Regions from separate parts of the Mus musculus genome. Here region 1 is linked to region 2. A link is a loop called in an ENCODE intact Hi-C map of the cell type or tissue named here. Cell type or tissue: left cerebral cortex. All regions are shown on one strand.

Region 1 (2,500 bases), 200 kb after region 2:
GCCCCGAGGCTTCGTGGGCAGACCTACAAGGCTGCGCAAACAAATCGGGGGATGAGATTTTGCTGTTTCTTTGTCTAGGCGTCTCAGATGCTATCTGCCGCTGCCGTTCGCTGGGGCGCAAAGCCGTTCCCAAACAGACCGCGGCGAGCTGATGGCTCCGAGCTTGCGGCGAGGTAGCGAGTGTGCAGGGCCACTTCCGACTGGAAGCCTTCCTGTGGCGGTGCGCGGTGGCGGGGTCCTTCCTGGGGAAGGCGATCGCGCTCAGTCGCTCCACAGCCCGAGCCTGCAGCAGCGCCCGGGCGCAGTCCCCGGGAGCCGGGCAATCCCCGGCCTCTGCGCTCCGCTGCCAGCCGCGTCACAGCGCCTCTGAGAGCTCCCGGGTCCCCGTGTTCCTGCACAGCAGCCAAACTATGTCAGGAATGGAGGTCTGCTAACACAGAAAACTCCAAGGAGCACACTAAACCGGTGGAGGCAGCAGATGTGAGCGCTGTAAGTACAAGCTGGTGTTTGAAAAACTGTAATGACCAAGTACTACTTACTGTCTGGTGGGCAAAGCCCGAGATAACTGGAGAGCCTTTATTAGGGTTTTGGTTTGTTTTCAAAGAAAAAAAGCACTGTGGCTTGGGGAAAACAATAACACTGTTTCTGGGACTTTAGAAGCCGCTGGGTTCCGTCGTAAAATTGTAATCTTTACCCTCCAAATGATCGGAGCCATTAGGATCATTAAAGGATCATTGCAAATTAACTACTTTTGTTCTGATTTTTATAGATAAGTAGAACACTAGGTAATATTCTCAGACGGGGGAATTATTTCATATCTTTTCTTAATTGCTGCACTAGCCCCAGAATATTGAGTGGTATTGAACAGGGTTATATCCATACATAGATGTATAGGTACGAAAGGTATACTTAGTGGTATTTATTACACAGATCACTTTTTCTACGGCTAGGTTGATAAATGAGGAAAGGTTTACAACGGAAAACTCAGCAGATGAACAACGAGCTGATAACTATGTTTTCAAGAAGGACACCTTTTTGTTCCAAAGCAAATTTATCAAAGACTTTACTAAGCAGGCTCATCTTCAGTATTCGATACAATAAGCCTTTGGTCCCTTAAAGTATTTGTCCCTCTCTGGCCCTTTTTGTGATTTGAATGCACTTGGAAGCTAAACTCCAGATTTTGAAACTTTTGAATATTCGTGTAAAGCACGGCCCTTCAAAATCAGTATTTGAATTGCTAACAACTCATAGGCTTACACTCTTGGGAGGAATTTTGAAGACATTTAAGCATAACGTTTGCAATAATTCAATACATTATGAACTGTCATTGAGTTTAGACAAGTGTTTTTAAGTTTCATTTCTTAAGATGGCCAGGGGTATAGAAACTTGTTAGCTGGGAATCATGGTGTGTAGCTGTATAGGTTTGAAGTTGTCTTTCTAATGTCTTTCAGAGAAGGTTTTATTTTATGCTTGTGAGAGTCTTTCCCCCGCTCTGTTTAGAGTTTGGGGACATGCACACAGGAATAGTCATGCCTTCATATGATCAAACATTTAATATTTGACTTTCTCGATGCTTGAGTTCTCCTAAGGCCCAAAGTGTTTAGTAAGTAAGCAAGCAGCTGTGGATTTTCAGCCTTTGAAAACTCTTTGTGGTGACAGACATAGAAGTCTAATTGAGCCACCGTTCAGTTCAACTTTTAAGTGCCAAATAAAGTCAGCTGCTCTGTGAGTTTCACAGGCATGATAAATGATTTTTTGAAAAAGAAAATTTCCACTGGAGTGTGAAAATGTATTTCCTAAGAATACAATGGGAAAAAAAGAGGTCCTTGCAGCAGGAACAGAATCTTTTTATCATATAACCAAAAGTATTTCAGTCAACATTGTCAATAAATGCTGATTTTGAAAACAGTCCTTTCCTTTTTAAAGCTGAAGACAGGAATGATGTGTTCCAAACACTTGTTCGTTTTTGGTTTCAGAAGAATTATGTTTTCTCGGTTTCTTTAAAGGAGATAATTAAAAAAGCTGTATAGAATATTACATTAAGATAATATCACTAGCATTTGAGCATTTAGTTTATGGAAGCTTTGATAAGAAAATGCAGTGTTAATATGTGACAAACATTTACCTCCCCGTAGAAGTTCTTTCTCACTTTAGGGTGAGGTTTTATTTTTAAGACTTGAGATTTATATTACAACAGAGACCTGGAAATGCAGACAGAGGAGAAATGTATATCCTGCGTAAGGAGCATTCTTTGCCCCCCCCCAATACATTCTGATTAGAAAATAACCATTGTCTTTCAAATTGGGGAGCCCACAGGTTGATCTGTGTTGGGCAAAAAAGCAGCTTGCCTGCCAGCCCTACTTAGATGTATGTTCACTACTTTCACTTTGAAAATTTATTTTCAGTTTGAAAAAAGTTTTAAATTCTAGTCATTTTATAAAGATTGCTTCTAGCAAGCAAAAAAGCCTATGGAACCCCATAATTTAGACAGTCCCTCATT
Region 2 (2,500 bases):
TCATTTTCTCTACTTCTTAAGAGAAGAGAGTCACTATTAATGAATGAAATTCGAATATCCTGTTTGAGGAAGTAGACACATCTTTTAATCTTGAGTTTAGACAAAGGCGCTGTTCATATCTCTTTGGGGGAACTATCTCCCGCATCGGAACAGCCTTGCCAACAGCATCTCTCTTTGAGATGCCTCCGAAGTATCCCACAAACATTTCCAGTGTGCTGCTGCTGCTACGTTTAACACCGTGTGTTGAAACCACTGTCATCTAGTTTCCACTTTTATCAGACAAGCGGGGCTGGAAAGAGCTAAAACAATATATACTAGAAAGGAAAAATAAGGAAGGCTCAGACTATCCTCATTCCTACTTTCACTTCTCTCCCCTCCCCCCGCCCCCTCCCCCTCCCACCCAATTTACAGAACCACGTGTGGGCTTCTACTTCTCCAGCTGTTCTCCAGTTTCTTATACAGTTTGGGTTTGGGATTTTTTGTTTTCTTTTCCTTTTTTTTCTTTTCCCTTTTCTTCTCTCTCTCTCTCTCTCTCTCTCTCTCTCTCTCTCTCTCTCTCTCTCTCTCAGTAGTAAGAAAACCAATGCAGAGTGAGAAAAAGGGTCTGATTTCGGATTGCAGAGCCACCAGAAAGAGCTACAGGGCCCGCTAATCAGGACTTGCTGGCCGAGCTGATCCCCTGGGATGCGCTGCTGACTACCGAGAAAGTCCCAGCCTCCTAGCTTGGAGGGAACAGAGAAGCATTGAGCAAGAAGCTAGGTTTACACAGAGAGGACTAGAAATCAACAAAGGAAACCCTCCTGTCTGAGGTGAATTTCACTTAACTATCTGCATCCGGCTGGAGTCCTTTGGTCTTTGGTCCAGGACGAGTCCTTCGTAGCTACAGAACATCGTGCGACCCTCTGCCCTACCCTCCTCCTCCTCTTCTTCCTCCTCTTCCTCCTCTTTTTTCTCATCTCAATTTTCAAATGGGTCAACTATTACTGATCTTGCAAGCTACCTTTCCCAGTATTTCCTGCACTATACATTTTTCGTTTTTCCGGAGCAAACGGTTTAATCAGCACTTTTAACATGCAATTAATTTTCAAAGTGTATTCATGTCCCCTTCTGTCTGAACTCTCTGGAAAGCCACATTCAACACCACAGGTAAACACAACACTTCCAGTTTGCCTCTGTAAATGTAAATTAGTCTGATTGCTTGTCAAAATGCAAGTGCTGCAGGATCGCAACCCAGGCTCATTAAATTACTGACTTCAGTCTTTAAGGAATCATACATAACTTCGAAGATTAAAACACGCTATGAGCAGCAATTACACTTTTTTTGTTGTTTGTGAAAAGCTCAGAGTCCATGCAGCATTTTACCCTACCCGATTACCAGTGGTTCTCTTAGATCTTTGTCAAGTAATTTGAGTTTTACTTTTGAAAATATAGATTCGATCGTTTAAGAGGAAAATGTCTCTAACGTGTTGTGTCTGTTTAGGTTGGGCGCTTACTTCGGGATCTTCAGCAAATTAACAATTAGAAATCTGGGACAAAGATTTCAGGATTAAAACGGCAGGAGTATTCAACATGCTTTGTGGGGATCAAACTAAGAGGATGAAATTTGCCCCCTCTGTTCAAGCTCACTATACATTATATATGTTACAGCTGTGATTCAGATAATCCACCGTTTTAGTATCCTGTTAATGCTTGGGTGAAGTGAGTCCATGAAGCAGAATTCAGTTCTGATCCTTAAAGGACAGCTTAGGAATTGCATGTGTCTAGTGTTTGAAAAACAACCACATGATAGCAAGAGTAAAACATACCACCCAGCCAAGCAAGCAGACAACAAAAGGAAAGCAGTCAGTCTCAATCAGCACGTGCAATCTCTGCAGATCGGACTAATACTCCCAGGCACATTAGGTTTTCATTAGGGAAACTGGCCCTTCAGAGTGCCTCCCAGAACATGTCCAGAAATGAAGACAAGTGCTCTGCTGGAAACATAATTTGCCTCACCCCAGACATGCTTTGCTTATCGGACAGGTCATTTTGCTCTCTGCCTGCCACCACTCCTTTGGCACTAATCTTGGCACTTGGGTGGGTTCTGGTTTGGCATGGAGGACAGGAAAGTTTGGAAATGATCTTTATTGCTCCCTCTGATACTGGCCTTCAGGAGTGCTGCAAGTCAATGCACTGCTGCTTATTTTGTCCAAATGAGTGCCCTTCCACAAGCCATGCTTTTTAAGAAAAAGTCCTGATTGTTAAAACTGTAAGAGAGCTCAAGCTCTCAAAGATTTAGTTTTCTTTTTTATGGTAACAGAACTTAGAATGGAACAGGGTTGGGTCTTTGTTGTTGCTATTGCTTTTTTTATAAGAACTTACAACTTTAAACCAAAGTTTGTGTGTCTGTGTGTCTGTGTGTGTGTGTGTGTATAATTAGCTATCTATCAAATAGCATGGTAAGAAAGTTGTAATCAAAATTAAACCTAAGTAAATTCCAGGAGTATGTGTGGGGAAATAA

What was found. Hi-C counts contacts between places; a loop is a spot of excess contacts. Peaks named below come from ENCODE experiments on the same cell type or tissue, not always from the same donor. Only the 100,000 strongest peaks of a DNase experiment are listed, where the experiment ranks them.
Region 1: a loop joins it to region 2, with 4 times the contacts of the local background. A loop is called at or near these places in 11 of 42 quality-filtered maps.

The regions. Positions count from the first base shown.
Region 1 is chr1:14,307,635-14,310,134 of GRCm38, reverse strand. It overlaps Eya1 (EYA transcriptional coactivator and phosphatase 1), which reads left to right. Exons shown (of 18, transcript NM_001310459.1): 1 at 1-489. Among named protein-coding and RNA genes, the nearest start is that of Eya1, 1.3 kb to the left of the region's middle. In left cerebral cortex, no CTCF peak of the experiment used is centred here; DNase peaks (open chromatin) are centred at 271, 1,187 and 1,513; H3K4me3 peaks cover 2,322 bases; H3K27ac peaks cover 1,973 bases.
Region 2 is chr1:14,502,766-14,505,265 of GRCm38, reverse strand. No RefSeq gene overlaps it. Among named protein-coding and RNA genes, the nearest start is that of Eya1, 190 kb to the right of the region's middle. In left cerebral cortex, no CTCF peak of the experiment used is centred here; DNase peaks (open chromatin) are centred at 819, 963, 1,196, 1,496 and 1 more place.